Regions from separate parts of the Homo sapiens genome. Here region 2 is linked to region 1. Evidence: chromatin loops called from intact Hi-C (ENCODE). Cell type or tissue: Caco-2. All regions are shown on one strand. Each heading gives the region's core, and the rest is flanking DNA. Links, peaks and the distances in the headings are about the cores only.

Region 1 (8,761 bases), core at 411-8,410:
AATAAGCAAGTTACTTATTAGTCTTCACAATGTTTATTATGTGTTATCTATAAGAAAAAATATCAGTCATTATCTGTCAATAGGCTATACATGAAGTATATTTTTCTATCTTAAAAAAACAGCCGGGCATGGTGGCTCATGCCTGTAATCCCTGAACTTTGGGAGGCCAAGGTGGGCAGATCACAAGGTCAGGAGTTCGAGACCAGCCTGGCCAACATGGTGAAACCCCGTCTCTACTAAAAATACAAAAATTAGCTGGGAATGGTGGCAAGTGCCTGTAATCCCAGCTACTCGGGAGACTGAGACAGGAGAATCACTTGAACCTGGGAGGCGGAGGTTGCAGTGAGCCGAGATCGTGCCATTGCACTCCAGCCTGGGCGACAGGAGCAAGACTCCATCTCAAAAAAATAAAGAAAATAAAGAAGCCAAGCTAGAAAAATATACTCTCTGAAGGGACACCTACACGGTCTTGTGTTGGAGAATATAAAGGTAGTCTCAAATTTACAGAAATTCCCAGCAATTTAATAATATAGTTCCTTTCACTGCATTTACTGAAACATGATATATGTGATTTTTATGTCCTAGGGTACCAATACAAGCCTACTCAGACCAAAAAGAAAATAATATATATATATTTACAACAAACAGTAGACGATAATACTATTGTGTATACTTGCTGAATGAATTAAAGATATGAGATGAGACTAGAGCAGGCATGAAGAAAAAATACCTGTCTCCCAAAACAGAGATAATCATCCAGGAGACAGATCACAAATCCAGAGATGCAACTTATTTCAAAAGTCCTGGTTGCTTACACATATAGACCCCTCTGGAAGGGAAAAATAACTTCTAACATTTCCTTTTCTTGATCTAAGAAACTAATTTAATGTTTTTACTGGCTAAAATGAGCAATTTAGACTACCCATTCCCCATACAACTTGCCCACTTACATTAATTATATTAACTTTTCAATACTGTGGAGGCTCCCTTGTTGAGGTCTGATCTCTGTCTATACAAGTTTCCACAATCCTCTCATTTATAAGAGCCTCTCTAATATGAATTCACTCACTGATTTTTCCCAAGTTCCAACCTCTGAAGACTTTTCCGTACTCATCACACTGGCAGGGTTTCCCTTTACTGTGAATTCTCCAATGCTGAAGCAAGCATCTCCACATTCATCATGTTTATTGTGCAGATTCTCTGGTGCACAGTCAGTCCTGGCTTCTGGGTGAAGGTCTTCCTACATTCTTTATACGAGTTTGTATAAGGTTTCTTTGCTGAACAAAGGCCTCCTCAGTTATTACATTTATGCAGTCTCTCTCTCATGTGGATTCTTTGAAGTCAAATAAGGCCATGTGGCTGAAAACTTTCCCACATTCCTTATGGTGACAGCATTTTTCCTTGTGGTGGTTCTTCTAGGGGGAAAAGAGGGTTCCACTATAAACAAAAGCCTTTCAAAAACTTGTTGATTGCACAGATTGAAAAGAGATTCTCTTCATCGTGGACTCCATGATGCTGAGTAATGACTCACCATAAACTAAAGCTTTTACTACACTTACTGCATTGATGTTGCAGTTCTACAGACATTCCCCCCAACAAAATTCAGCATCTCCAGATTTTGTTTTGTTTTGTTTTGGAGCCAAGTCCTTAGTTTCCTTCTCAGTAACACCATCTAAAACAAAATGCACAGACAATTCAAATGTCAGTTGTCTCTTCTGAAATGAGATTTATGATAGGGTACAGTGATTAAAAATAAAATCCACTTTTACCTAAAGTGCATGCCTTTTCTAAGTCTCTAAACAAGCATCTCATTTTTGTGAAGGCACGTGGCAGGGTAGGAGTAGGGGGGTCCAATTTGGGTGAGAAGAGACAGCTAGGCAGAAAGAGACTGGAAGTGCATGGAAGACTTTTCACAAAAATGTGACAATAAAAGAAATCAGGAAAGTATAATCAAAAAAGAGAAGATCAGTTTGAATCCAAAGCTGAGAAACAAGGAATATCATGAAACCAAGAGAAAGTTTAATTTGTTAAGGACAGTTAAAAGGACTATTTCTACTCACTTTAAGTATCTTGGCTACTACTATAAACCTACAGAATGTTCAATAAATATTTGTTGAGTGGATCAGTAAACAACGGGATATGATCAAAGTTAACTTGAAACAATAGCTAAACCAGTTTCAAAATACACACTAATCTGATGTGGGGAAATCAATAAACTGGAAAATTAACAGTGGGGAAATAAATTTTCTAGGTAATATTCATGTCTAAAATGTAAGAAAGCAACACTCTGAAGCTAAAGGAGTTAAGTGGGTCAAAAAAAACAAAACCCCAATCCCCTACAAATATGGCTGAGATTTCCTACTTAACGAATCAGGTAGATAATGAGAAGGAGATGAGTAGAGACAAGTTTTCTGGGGAGAGGATGCTACTAAAAGTTCTAAAAGCTTCCCGTGAGGCTCTCCTCTTCTTTCTCTCCAGAGATGCTCTCTCATCAGCTTTCCATATCAAAAGGCAATAACACTGAGAGGTAAACTAAGGTAGGATCTTAGGTTTGATCTGAAACCTTTCATTCCAAGGTACTATCTTTGCCAAAAGCATATCTTGTTATATCATTTAGCCTGAGACCTAAAGGCAATGTGATAAAATTGGTCTTGGGAAATGGAATTTGAAGCTAAATCCTAAGTTAAAACACCCAACAAACAAAAAACCCAATATAGAAAGAGGAGGTCCCAGAGATGCACCTAAATAACAGGAGAATTAAAACCTACTATTTATGGGAAATGTTGGGTTATGGCTCCAGAGACATCTGGTGGATCCTAAAGTTCAGGTTTGCTGCTTTCTATCCTATTCCCAAAGCCTTTTGCTAGTCAAGCTATAAGTGATCCTCCCAAGCTTTCCCATCGGTGGTTTGTCCTTCATTCAAACTCTCTCTTCAACTTTTCCAGCATCATCGATTGCCTCGTCTCCACATTCTGGATGATATTATCTTACCTATATCTGCAGCTTCACAAGTAGGGGCCAGGGCCTGTTCCAGCACCTGCTTCATAATATGTATTTCTGGTCTCAGGAACTACTGGCAAAGCTTCCTAAGTCTTCTGACAGCTCTGTGAAGTCCAAGTGGCTTTTTCCAATGCTGGCAAACCTTCCCAAGTCTTCTGACAGCTCTGTAAAGTCCAGGTAGCTATCTCCAGAGAGTAGCAATTTAAAGTTTGAGGAAAGACCTGTGATTTCTTTGCCAGCCTGATTCTTTGTTCTAGGCACAGCCTTCTTCCTTTACCATCAGTCACTATTAGAGATCTCTCCTGAAACAAGATTGCCATTCTGGAATGAGAGAGCTCAGGAGAAGATTCACTCCAGCTTGGGGTTCAGAGTGATTTTTCAGAAGTATTTCCTTGTAGCTGGTCTTCTTCCTGAGGCATAAAATAACAATGTTAACAGAAGCTAAATTTTGTTTACTTCTTTAGCCAAGAACTCACTTATCTGAACAAGGCACTGAAAGAAAACGGAACTCTGTCAGGAAGGTAAATAAATTAGGAAAGCAAAAGTGACTGCAAATTATTAGCTAGCCCCATCTGCTAGCCTTTTACTCTCTAAAAGTTTTTATTAATAAAACTTTAAAGATCATGACCCTCTTCCCTTGGCTCCCCCCCACTTCAAAATACCCATATAAACGGCAGAGATAAGAACATCAGAAATGAAAAATAACAACGGCTAATATTTATTTAAAATGCACCATACATGCAATATCCTGTATAAACGGCAGAGATAAGAACATCAGAAATGAAAAATAACAACAGCTAATATTTATTTAAAATGCACCATGCATGCAGCCATTTAAGTAGACACTTATAATCTCACTGACAGAGGAATAAAACTGAGGCACAGAGAGATTAAGTAATTTGCTCAAAGTCACACAACAGCTAGGTGGATTCTGTCTTTTCTTGTACTCAGCGTCGATCTTGGGAAAATCATGAATCACATAATTTCCCCAAATGAACCCAACTTTCCTTTCACCAAACGGGGAACCCAGACTCCTTTTTCTCAACAGCCAGTTTTCCTGATACCTCAAAACTTGGAAGTCATCCTTAACTTCCCCTGGCAGCTCTCAACCTATCAGGCCCAACCTCACCAGAGACACTGAAAGGCCGGAGCGCACGAATCTGAAACCACCCGCCTCCAAAGGTCCGTCACAAAGGCCAGAAAGGTCGGTACTTTCACGTGCCGCTGCCGTCAACGGCTGTCTCAGCATTCAGCTTCTCTAGGATTCTGGAGGCTTTCTCCTCTCTGTGGTTGCCCGGCCGAACCCCGCCCCAGCTGAGCAGCGCAAGTTCCAGCTGAGCAGTCAGGTAACCCCAGGGGCCCATGCTCCCAGGCCGGGGCGCGTCAGACCCGTGCGAGGCCGGCCTTCCAGCTGCAGAACGTCGGAAGAGCAGCTCGGAAGGCAAACTTCGGATAGCAGGGGCCGCTAGGTACCTCTGATAACTAACAGGGGCGGAGACAAAAGGGAAGAAATCTCTCCTTTCCAGCTTGGGCGATAAGTGTCCCCTGCTGGCCACTGCTCATCAGTTCTCCAGCAGGAAAGTAAAAGTATACCTGGGTGGGAGCTTTTATCTCAGGGCTAGGAGGACTGTGCAGCAGTCTGGGAAACATGCAGCTTGGTTAAAGGTAAATTTTGACCTGGGTCACTGGCATCTAGAGACAATGCATTTGAGAGAGCCCACAACAACAATCAAAATAGCAGTTGTAAAGCACTAATGTGCCAAGCACTATTCTAACACTTCGTAAACTCATTTAATCTACATTGGGTTGGTACTATTATCCTTGTCATTTTACATAGGAGGAAACTGAGGGACGAGAGGTTAAATCCCTTGCCCAAAGTCACTTAGCTAGTAAACTGAGATTCGAACCATGGCAATCCGTCTCTAGAATCCAGGTTCTTAAACCCTATCTCAGGAATAAGTAGGGAATTTGGCCAGAGGAAGCTGCAGAGTCCCTAAACTGCCTCAATCTTTATCAGGGATGAAATGAGGAGACATCTACTCCTAAATTCGTTACTGAAGTAGGCAGAACTAAGGCACTAGATCAAAACACTAAGATATGCCCACTAAGCTTGAAGAGGAGTAATGATGATGTAATCATAAATCAAAAGTAACAAATGGCTTCCACTATGGAGCCCTTCTTGGGACTTCCAGGAGCAGGCCAACTGGGCTTAGGAAAATGACTGGCAGGAGCAAACAGACATATACCCTAGAGATTAACTTGAACTATGATAGGTGAAAGCTCTGGGAGCCTTGACTGATGGGTTTCTGACACCTAAATGGTGTTTTTAACGTGTATGAAGAGAATCAACTGTCTCTTCAAGAGATGAAATCAAGGGAAAACTGCTGGCTCTAAATGATGGTCTTACAATGTAAGCTAGGGGGCTAATCAACTGAAAAGTTTAAAACACTTATCATAGTTGGCTTTGTCAACATCAAATTATATACATGAGGTCATATATATGTAAAATACAAATTACAACACAAAAATATTCATACATACTTTTTACACATTTATATATATATGTAGAAATACTATACAAGTAAAAAATAATGTGTGAGGACTCCTTACCAAACGCACACAGAACGTTTGAGAGGGAGAGGATCCAAAGAAATTCCAATAAAATGAGCTGCTGTAGTGACTGTGGTATATAACTTTTCGGTTTAAAGGATAAAAGTTGGGAAGAGATTCAATTAAAGGCTATCGAATGATTATGTCTAGGTTGAACAACAAGCATTTGCTCAAATTCTGGCCTTGTGGAGTTAGGAGGGTCACCATTTGAACTGTAAAATTGGTAAGTCTTAAGCAAAGAAAAATATCATATATCACATATATGTGTGTGTGTGCATTTTTAAATCCAAGAAGTATCTTCTAATATAAAATCACTTTTGAAAACTGGCATTAAAGATAGATCCATAATGGGTTATCAACACTTGGGGACAAATCTTTAAATCTTTCTGTATTAAATTAGACAGCCAAATATTCCTTATTCTGTGAGAATAATGCAGAGTGATTTATCATTCTAAGAAGGGTGATCTTTTCATATAAAGAGCCCATTTTTAAAGTGGAATGTCTCCTGTGACACCCTCACTGTGCAGGCAACAAGAAGTAGAGCTGTTTATGCTGGCCAAACCTCATCCAAGATTTGGTATGCAGAGGGGGTGATAATATTATTACCTGAGGTGTTTGGACTCCAGGACTTTCTGAATCATTTTTCAGAATAATGACTGGAGATAAAAAGTTTTTACAGATAATTACTCAAGACACTGAATTACCACTGCAACACATGGTTTGTTCAACTGAAATAAAGAGAGGAAGTGTATCACAGAGGTTAAAAGTGTGAACTCTGGAACTGGGCTGCTTGGGTTCAAATCTTGGCCTGACCACATACTAACTTCGGGACCTTGAGCAGCTTTAGATTATCTATTTCAGTTTCCCCAGCTGAAAGTGAAATGTTGTAAGTAAAGCATTTAGTAATGTCTGGCCCTTAGTAAGCAGCTAATAAGTGTGCGGTATTGTCATTAATAAATCCTTTTCTCAATTCCAAAAGATGGCCAATAAGAACAGCTTTGTTTTGACTATAACAACTCTACAAATAATCTGTATATTAACAAAAGTGGCTACTTCTGTACTGAATACAGGAATGCAGACTTGTCTAAGTTCTTCTATCTTAGAGGTCTCTACAACCAACCTCATTATACAGTTGAGATGTCTCAATTTGGAGCCCTGCTCAATCCCACTGTCTTTCCTCATTAGCTTCATCTCGTACCTCAAACTCTGGCAACCTCTTAATACAATTTATTTTTGGAAGGAGGGCCCCATTCTTTTTTCCTCTGCAGTCACTTCCCACTGCACTCTCTGGAATCAGTTTGATTGTCAGGTTACGTTTTCATTCATAGCCCGTGTTGAAACTCACCTCACTTTTCATTACTTTAGAAACTTGGCTCTTCCCCAACCTCTCCATGCTTTTTGCCTTAAACACTTAATGTCTTGTTTACCTTGAATCAATTAGAAAAGACAAGCCAGTCAATCTTATTCTTATTCTTAATATTATTTGCAAGCTTTATGATTCATTCAAGTTTTACAACAGATACTTCTATCTGGCCATTGTTACTACAATTGATGACCGTTATTTCTACCTTGGACCTGCTTCGCTTTTATATTCTTCGTTTCCATCCCACCCCGTTATTGTTATTTCAAAATCCACATACATAAAATGCTTCAGAGGTTTCTGGTTTCCTAGGATCTTGTCACTGTCACACCACATCTATATGTTATCCACAAAATGTACTCCTGACTTCATCACAAAGCATTCTCTCTTCACTGCATTCCCTAATGTAGCACTCCTATTCCATATCTAACATGTCACATCCTCCATTTGCCCCTCAGGGCCTTCAATTTGCCTATATTGCCAATTTAGCTCCAATTAGTAGCCTTATTCTACTATATTTCCTCTTTATCCTGGAAAGCTAGTTTAATCCTCTTTGATGCCTACCTGGAAATTCCATGTCACTCCACCTTTTTTTGGTACTACAACTGTATTTAAGCATGAGAAATAACCAGAACAAAACCCCCACGTGTATTTTTATTTTTATTTTAATTTTTGTTGAGATGGAGTCTTGCTCTGTCACCAGGCGGGAGAGCAGTGGTGCCATCTCAGCTCACTGCAACCTCCACCTCCCGGATTCAAGCGATTCTCCTGCCTCAGCCTCTCGAGTAGCTGGGATTACAGGCATGTGCCACCACGCCTGGTTAATTTTTGTATTTTTAGTGGAGATGGGGTTTCACCACATTGTCAAGATGGTCTCAACCTCCTGACCTCGTGATCCGCCCACCTCGGCCTCCCAAAGTGCTGGGATTATAAGTGTGAGCCACTGCACCCAGCCTCCACATTTATTTTTAAACAAGTATGAACTGTACCCTCCTATAATAGGCATATTCCATTGTTCTGAGTCTTTGTTTATGGTCCCTTTATAATATTAGGTATATAAGAAAGATTAAGTAGTGTGCAGAAAGGCAAATGGAGGAATGTGCGCAATGACAGAACATATTAAGCAGAAAATGAACTGGAAAGACCCCAAGTAAAGGCACTCAGAGGAGTAGAAGGCAAGTTTAAAACAACGATTGCATTCCAGCGAGCAGTCAGATTAAAAGAGAGGCTCTGAAGTTACTATGAACAGTAATTTCAGTTTGGATAACAAGTCTATAAAATCAGATTAGATAAGGAGTATGCATAGCATGTTTGGTAAGGAGAACATTCTCACACAGGTTCTCATCACTAAGTAAAGTCCCCTCCACTGAGAAGAGTTTCTAACAGTGAAACAGCAAAAGAACTACCATAACTAACTCCATTTTTGTTTAAGGACCCTTTACCTATTCCTCCATGTAGGCTAATTTTAGAGCAGAGATAATATGCAAAAACAGCAATCATGTAGTTTTAAAAACTAACTCTGGGATTAAAGAAGTATGTATAACAATTATGTTTTGTTGAAGATTTGCAGGAGCATTGTGACCCAACCAATGACAAAGAAGTTCCCAACCTCCTTGGACTCTTGCTGGCGCCCAGATGTCTGTGGTCATAGGTCACCTCTTCATCCCAACTCTGTCCTCTTCCCTTTGCCCTTAACATAAAAAGAGCCGAGCCCAACATTTGTACTGACTTAAGATGGTACTTTAGGACAGTAGTCTACCATCGTCTCAGTTTGCTGGCTCTCCGAATAAA
Region 2 (8,761 bases), core at 436-8,435, 100 kb before region 1:
GGCAAAGGTCAGGTCTTTTTCAACATCAGAGATATCACCACAAAGACAAACTGGCTTGATGAGGTGTTCTCTCCTTGTAGAACATCAGAGAAGGCACATTGACTAGCAAACAGCACTTTAGGAAAAGTCACCGTAGCCCACTGTGGCATCAGAAAATTCTTGGGGGCTGAGTTGGAGGCTCCCTGCCTCTATTCTCTCTCCTTTGCTTTCCTTGAAGTCAGCTTTGGACCACAATAATTTCACTGTAGATGATATGCTAGGATCAAAGTTAAACAGCATTCTTCACTGCAGGACATCTCAGAGCATGTAACATAACTGCATGATTATATACTCTAAGCAATAGAGAGCTTCATGACTGAGTAAGAGTTTTGAAGTCAGCAGTGAATCAAGTGCCCACAGATTTGCAGGCTTAAGCAGAACAAGGGAAGATTGATATTTTTGGATATGCTATAGCAGCTTTCTCCTATGAAATAAAACTGATGATGTTTGGAAGTATACTACTCTCAAAGGTGTCTTTAAAGTACAGGTTAATGGTGAACATTTTCCCCCAGTGGCTTCACCTCATTCCTCCCACTGGCCTTACCCCTTCCTTCCCCAGTGGAAGCATTTTCAAAAGCAAAGATAATTTTCGCTGGTGAACTTCAGAACTTGCCTTCAGGGTTAGCTTCATGTAATTTTACCATTTCCCATCCCCATTCCCCACCACATTATGTCAAGATTCAAGTTATAAATTAACGTTTTACTTAGACTTTGAAAGAGATTTCATGAGTAATTTGAATGAACCTTGCTGAATTAATCTGAATAGCAACTGTCTGACTTGATAACTCCAGTGCCAGTATAGTGGCTGCTGCATAGACACTATTCAGTAAATGTCTGATGAAAGAAATTGGACTTTTTCCCTTTAATACTGATGATGCAATTTTGAAATGTTGCTTGTTCTGGAATACTTCGGAAGTTAAACAATAAAGTCAGCTTGGAGAGGAGATCATGATCTTTATACTGTGAATAGCAGAATGTCACAGATGAAGAATATTAAAATTAGGGGCGTCCACTCCAAAACATATCACCAGAGTGACAACTTCAGCCCTCAGCCTCTGCAATCCATATATATCCTGGTCTTGGGAGTCCATAGAATACTGTTTCCTTCTAATAAAGGTTTCAAACAAATCCCTGCAGATTTATTTAAAGTGTTTGTGGAAGATAATTTTCCATATAAGCTGTGCAGTATTCTATGGTATATGTCCCCATTGTTCATCATTTACGTCATTTACAGTTTGATCACCATAAACAATTTTTCAGTGAACATCCTTGTATATACAACTTTGCCTACTTACAGAATTTTTTTCTTTGTTCAGTTCCCATAATGAGAATCAATGAGGCAGAAGGTAGGCATATTTTCTAAGGCTTTTGATGCATTTTCCAGAATGCCCTCCAGAAAAGTTACACTAATTTGTACACCCTGTTAGCAGCCTATGATAATGCCCAATTTTCTATACCCACGTAAACTGGGAATTATTCTTTTGAATATTTGACAATCTGATGTGTACAAAATGGTTTGCTTTTTTTAATAAACCATTTTTTAGAGCAGTTTTAAGTTCTCAGCAAAATTGAGAGGAAGATACAAAGATTTCTCATATACCCACTGCTCCCATTCATGTATAGCCTCCCCTATTATCAACATCCCCTCCCAGGGTGACATTTGTTACAATTGATGAACCTACATTGACATATTATCACCCAAAGACCATAGTTTACATTAGGGTTCACTCTTGGTATTGTTCATTTTATGGGTCTGGACAAATACATAATATCGTGTCCACCATTATAGTTTCACTGCCCTAAAAATCCTCTGTGCCTTACCTATTATTCATCCCTCCCTTTTTCCAGCCCCTAGCAACCACTGACCTTTCTACAGTCTTTATAGTTTTGCCTTTTCCAGGATGTCATGTATACAGGTTGAGTACAGCTAATCTGAAAACCCAAAATCCAAAATGCATTAAAATGTGAAACTTCAGCACCAACATGATGCTACAAGTGAAAAATTTCATACCTGACCTCGTGACAGGTCATAGACAAAATCCAGTCAATACTTTGTTTCGGCTGGGTGCAGTGGCTCAAGCCTGTAATCCCAGCACTTTGGGAGGCCAAGGTGGGTGGATCACCTGAGGTCAGGCGTTTGAGACCAGCCTGGCCAACATGGCGAAACCCCGTCTTTGCTAAAAATATAAAAATTAGCCGGGTGTGGTAGCATGCACCTGTAGTTCCAGCTACTTGGGAGGCTGAGGCACGAGAATCGCTTGAACCCAGGAGGCGGAGGTTGTGGTGAGCCAACATTGTGCCACTGCACTCCAGTCTGGGCAACAGAGCAAGACTCAATCTCAAAAAAAAAGACTATGTTTCATGCACGAAAGTATTTAAACTGTATAAAATTAGCTCTATGTGAGTAAGGTATATATGAAACAAATGAATTTCATGTTTAGACTTGGGCCTCATCCCTAAGATATTTCATAATGTATGTATATATTCCAAAATCCGAAATTGGAAACACTTCTGGCCCCAAGCATTTCAGATAAGGGATACTCAACTTGTAGTTGAAATCATACAGTATGTAGCTTTTCAGACAGGATTCTTTCACTTTGTAATATGCTTTTAAATTTTCTCAATATCTTTTCATGCCTTGATAGCTCATTTCTTTTTTTTTTCTTTTTTTTTTTTGACATAAGGTCTCACTCTGTTGGCCAGGCTGGAGTGCTGTGGTACGATCTTGGCTCACTACAACCTTTGCTTCCTGGGTTTAAGCAATTCTCCAGCCTCAGCCTTCTGAGTAGCTGGGACCACAGGCGCACACCACCACGGCCGGCTAATTTTTTGTATTTTTAGTAGAGATGGGGTTTCACTGTGTTGCCCAGGCTAGTCTCCAGCTCCTGAGCTCAAAGTGATCCACCTGCCTCAGCCTCCCAAAGTGCTGGGATCACAGGCTTGAGCCACCGTGTCTGGCCAGCTTATTTCTTTTTAGCACTGAATAATATTCCATTGTCTGCATATACCACAGCAAAAGAAATATCTGTTAAAGGACTGTTATCCAAAATACAGAAAGAACTCTTAAAACTCAGAAATAAGGAAACAACCCGATTCAAACATGAGCCAAAGACCTTGACAGACACCTCATTAAAGAAGATATACAGATGGAAAATAAGCATATGAAAAGATGCTCCACACCATATCCCATCAGGGAAATTGCAAATTAAAACAACTGTGAGATGCCACTACACATCTATTAGAATGACCAAAATCCAGAACACTGACACATCAAATTCTGGTATGGATGTGGAACAACAGGAGCTCTCATTCATTGCTGGTGGGAATGCAAAATGATACAGCCACTTTGGATGACAGTTAGGTAGTTTCGTACAAAATTAAACATACTCTTACCATGTGATACAGCAATCGCCCTCCTTAGTGTTTACCCAAAGGAGCTGAAAACCAGTGTCTACACAGAAGTTTGCACACAGATGTTTATAGCGGCTTTATTCATAATTGCCAAAACTCAGTAGGTAAATGAATAAATAATGGGTCTGTTTTTTAAAGAGTTTTTTATATTTTTACTATTGAACATCTTTTCACATGTTAATTTGTCACTTATCTTGTGTGTAGTAATGTTCATATCCTTTACTAATTTTTCTACTAAAGTCTCCTTTTACTCTTAAACAGAAGTGCCCTTAAAAATCAAATAGGGAACTTGCATATCAGCATTTTAAATGCACGTGTCCTTTGGCTGAACAGTTCTAATATGTGGCATTTATCCTAGAAATATATTCTTAAAAGAATGTAAAGGTATTGAATGGTGTTCCCTCTAGCATTGCTTTTAAAGAAAAAATATAACCTAAGTATGCATCAATAGGATAGTTAAGTAAATTATGGAACACTCATACAGTATTACTTAGCTGTTAAAGAATAAGCTGATCTGTGAAGATCTCCAAGTTGTCTTAACCGAAAAGAGCTAAGGTGCAAAATTACATTATGATACCATAAGTGTTTTAAAATGTATAAATACTTATTCACTAAACAAAATGTTCATTAAGTGCTACTGTGTGGCAGGTAGTGTCCTAGATAAATATGAACAAAATACAATGGTTAACTCTAAAGAGGGGACACTTTTCGTTTTATGGTCCTTTTGCAACTTGACTTTTTTATTGTACATATATTATGTATACTTAAAGAAAATAATTTGTACAGCTTACTATAATGGTCTTTTTATTGATCTGTCTCTCCTACCAGCCAGTGATGACCCCGAAGACAGACATTTACCACTGTGTTGGTTTTCAATCGAAATGATGTACATAAATTTGGGGCGTGCTTGCACCGTCCGAATGGGCCTGGGGTCCGGCGGCGGAGAGTGACCTGGGCGGGGCAGGAGGTGGCAGCGGGGGTCCTCCCGGCTCACCAGAGAGACGAGCGGCCGTGCTCCTAGAGAGGCAGGGAACCCGCCAGACTCCGCCACTCCGCTGCGGGCGCGGCGCAGGGAGAAGCTTTTGTACCCGCCCAGCTGCTGGAGGCGCCGGCAGCGCCCGCCAGACCCGCCAGCCCAGCGGCCCGGGCTCTGGGGAAACCGGCGCTCCCGACAGGGGAGCACCGGGCCTCTGAGCTCCCTCGGGAGCCTTTCACGAGGTCAGCTACGTCTTTGTTGTGCGCGTTCCTGAACTTTTGGTCCATTAACCAACAATTAGACACGCCGGTATTCAGTGCCTGGCGCGGTGCTAGATGCTGGGTGTAATCTCAGAAAAATACATTCAGGGGCGCGCCTGAGGGTGCTGGCTGCTGGCATCTCAGGTGCTTTACGTGCATTCGTGAAGAAGCCCATCAGTATTTCTTGAATACCAGGTACGTGCCGGGCATGTAGAGTCTATGCAGAGATAAACTCCTGTCCTCAAGAACCCGGGTGGGGATGGGGTTGGTGATCTGTAATACGAGATGGAGATGAGGGTTGGGTGCAGTTTTCTATGGGAATACCCCATCTCAACCTGTGTGGCTTACTTTTCCTGTCTATATGTTAGGGTTAGGGGTTGCCAGGGAAGGTTTTACAATAGAACATTTACGCTGGGCCTTGGGAATTTACCCTTAGAAGGGCGGTCCTGACTGTATAGAGTGGGTGGAAAAAAATTGAGTACTTAGCATGGCAGTGACATAAGAAATTTGGGAAGACCATGGCTTTCTTGAAAGCAGGAACCAAGTCTTTTATTCCAGAGTTAACTTTATGCCTGGAAAATAATGAGATGCTCCACAAATGTTGATTGAGTGACAAACAAATCAGCAAAACCCAGTAAAGATTAGATCCTGGGGAGTTTGAATTTACTTCAACGAGTTTAATGAAAACTTTGTGTGTGTTTATGTGTGTGTGAGGTATGTTGAATATGGTCACAACTGTGCTTTAGGGAATATTAATCCAGTGACCATAGAAGCGGGGAGTTGGGCAGGAATACCGTAACAGAACATTATTGTAACAGTGAATGAAAATAATAGTAAAATTATAAGAAGGAAAGAATGGCTGCAAGAGGCGTTTTTAAGAATTGACTCACTGATTGTGTATAGAGGCTGTTTAAAAGACTGAATGCGTGGAAGATGATGGTGATGCCAGTAGAAATGGAGAAATACCGAGTGAACGCAGCTTTGAGGGACTCTGATTTCAGTTTGAGATCTGTTGAAATTATAGTGCAGTAGAGGCCCACAGCTGCTGGCATTTCAAGATGTGGGTTTGGAGTGCAAAAAGCAAGCTGGTGCCAAAGATTTGAGTCTTCTTGGAACAGAGATATATTGAAAGTGTGACTAAGGAGATCACAAAGGAAAAAATGAAAAGAGGGAATAAAAGAACTTGATGCATGTCTACTGTTTTTCAGTTATGTATTGTTGCATCAAAAATAAAACTCTAAACTTAGTGGCTGAAAACAAGCTCAGCTTATTGTTCCTCAGGATTATGCGGGTTGACTAGGCGGTTCTACTGGTCTCACCTGGAGTTACTAATAGAGCTGCATTCAGGTGGTGAATTATTTGAGCACTAGGCCTGGCTGGGCTTTAACTTGGGCATTTTGGTTCTCATCCACATGACCTCTGTATAGCTAGCTTGGGCTTCCTTACAGCATGGCAGTCTTATGGCAGTGAGCCAAGAGCTACAGCAGCACTCTCTCTTACAATGTCATTTCTGCTGTATTCCACTGGTCAAAGCAAGTCATAGGCCAGAACAGATTCAAGGGAAGGAAAAAGAGACTCCACCCCTTGAATGACAACAGTGGCAAAATCTCATCACAAAAGGTATTTGAGAATGGGAGACTTTGGAAACATTCTGTTACACCTACATTTAAAGTGGAATATTCAATGAGAGTTACACAGATATAGAAGACCTTTGAGACTGTATTATTTGTCCATGAAGGCAGCCATCTGCCTCCTCAATGGGTAAATTATCCCCTCTCCCCAGCTGAAGTGCAAGCTACTCGAGCTTTCTTATTGCTAACACTTCTTCCCTCATGTCCTACATCCCTTACCTTTGGACTCAGGCCCTTTAGTACTAGTTCAAAATATACTTCTGATTCATTTCACTGATAATAGAAGCAAGCAGGCTCAGCTTTTGAGCATTACCTACAGTGGGGACAAAAATGTAAGTAGGTTACATACAGTTTTGAAGCTCTTATAATTTGCATGTTGCTGATAAATTCTTATGCCTCAGATCTCTATTTCTGAATATAGACCCCAAGCTAAGTGAAGCTTTAGCCTCTAAGCTCAACATGTATGAAGCTTTGCCAGGCCCTGCTCCTGAAAATGAAGATGGCCTTGTGAAAGTGAAGGAGGAAGATCCCACCTGGGAGCAGGTGTGCAACTCACAGGAGGGCAGCTCCCACACTCAGGAGATTTGCCGCCTGCGCTTTCGGCACTTCTGCTACCAGGAGGCTCACGGACCCCAGGAAGCTCTGGCCCAACTCCGAGAACTTTGTCATCAATGGCTGAGACCGGAGATGCACACCAAGGAACAGATAATGGAACTGCTGGTGCTGGAGCAGTTCCTGACCATCCTGCCCAAGGAGCTCCAGCCCTGTGTGAAGACATATCCTCTGGAGAGTGGAGAGGAGGCAGTGACAGTGCTGGAGAATCTAGAGACAGGAAGTGGAGACACAGGACAACAGGTGGGAAGAGAATGTGTGTGGTGATGTGGGAGAAGAAAAGGGGGACATGTATCGGTTTATTTTTAACGTTTTATTTTGAAATAACTCCTAATTTATAGAAGTATTAGAAGAATAGAGAACTCCCGTAAAACTCTTCATCCAAATTTGCCAGTTGTTAACATTTGTTTGATGAAGTCCCATTGTTGTGTACACACTCGTACAAGGAAGTGCATTCCCCCCCCCCAAGATGCATATGTATATGTATACACACACATACATACACATATGCAGTATTTTTTTTTCCTGAATCTATTTGAGAGTCAGTTGCAAACACTATATCCCTTTACCTCACTGTTGACCAGGCTGGAGTGCAGTGGTACGATCATAGCATCATTGCAGCCTTGAACTGCAATGGTGGAAGGCTCAAGCAATCCTCCCACCTCAGGCTCCTGAGTAGATGGGACTACAGGTGCATGCCACCATGCCTGGCTAATTTATTTTTAATTTTTTGTAGCGGGGGTGGGGTCTCACTATATTGCCCAGGCTGATCTTGAACTCCTGGCCTCAAGTGATCATGCTGCCTTGGCCTCCCAAAGTGTTGGGATTACAGGCATGAGCCACTGCACCTGGCTATTCGGTGTGTATTTCTGAAGAGTGAGGATATTCTCTTGTATCACAAGAATACAAAAATCAAGTTTAGGGAAATTAAACTTACGATACTATCATATAACCTTAGTCCTTATTCATATTTTGCCATGTTATCCTAATAATGTTCTTTATGATAATTTTCCTGTGATTCAGGATACAAGCCAGCATCACATATTGCACTTAGTTGCCATATCTCTAGTCTGTGAATCTGGAGTAGCTGCTGTCTTTGTCATGACGTTGTTATTTTTGAAGAGTACAGCTAGTTTTTTTGGAGACTATCCCTCAATTTGAGTTTGTCCTATATTTTCTCATGATTCAGGCTGCACATTTTGGCTAGAATACCACAGAGGTAATGTTGTGTTCTCAGTGCGTTACTTCAGGAGGTGCGTAGTGATGATTTGTCCCATTACTGATGAGGTTATGGTGGTACCTGTCAATTTTCTCCACTAGAAAGTTACCATTTTCCCCTTTGTAATTACTAAGTAATCTGTGGGAGACATTTTGAGGTGGTGTACATATCCTGTTCCTCATTAAATTTTCACCAGCTAGTTTAAACATCCACTTGTTTGTTGTTTTTGTTTTTCTGGGCTGGGATCCTTTGCCTGTCTTTTCTGCCTTGTTTGCTGCTGTATCCCCAGCATGTAGAACAGTGCCAGGCTCTTAGCATGCAGTCCATATATGCATGCCCTTTCAAAATAAATCTTTTGTTTCCAGGCCTCTGTCTATATTCAGGGACAGGACATGCACCCAATGGTGGCAGAATATCAAGGAGTCTCTTTGGAGTGTCAGAGCCTCCAGCTCCTGCCTGGGATAACCACCCTGAAGTGTGAACCTCCACAGCGTCCTCAAGGGAACCCCCAAGAAGTGAGTGGTGAGTGCTCGAGTGAGTTTAGTGAGGACGCTGGGAGCTGGCCACTGACACTTGCACAGCCTTCTTGACCTCAAGTTTGTATACATTGTGA

What was found. A loop is a pair of places that touch in the nucleus more often than their neighbours do. Peaks named below come from ENCODE experiments on the same cell type or tissue, not always from the same donor. Only the 100,000 strongest peaks of a DNase experiment are listed, where the experiment ranks them.
Region 2: it touches region 1 in a loop (10-fold over the local background); 2 of 110 quality-filtered maps call a loop at or near these places.

What each region holds. Positions count from the first base shown.
Region 1 is chr6:28,379,200-28,387,960 of GRCh38, forward strand. It overlaps ZSCAN12 (zinc finger and SCAN domain containing 12), which reads right to left. Exons shown (of 4, transcript NM_001163391.2): 4 at 5,539-8,761. Among named protein-coding and RNA genes, the nearest start is that of ZSCAN12, 16 kb to the right of the region's middle. RefSeq lists an enhancer at 4,372-4,471. In Caco-2, for the core only: a CTCF peak has its summit at 4,522 (motif pointing left); a DNase peak (open chromatin) is centred at 4,272; H3K4me3 peaks cover 1,263 bases.
Region 2 is chr6:28,277,038-28,285,798 of GRCh38, forward strand. It overlaps ZSCAN26 (zinc finger and SCAN domain containing 26), which reads left to right. Exons shown (of 4, transcript NM_001023560.4): 4 at 1-1,167. The coding sequence ends at 59. It overlaps PGBD1 (piggyBac transposable element derived 1), which reads left to right and starts at 4,535. Exons shown (of 7, transcript NM_032507.4): 1 at 4,535-4,881; 2 at 6,739-7,172; 3 at 8,514-8,670. The coding sequence starts at 6,777. RefSeq lists silencers at 4,566-4,715, 4,907-5,083, 7,034-7,241. In Caco-2, for the core only: no CTCF peak of the experiment used is centred there; a DNase peak (open chromatin) is centred at 4,484; H3K4me3 peaks cover 1,176 bases.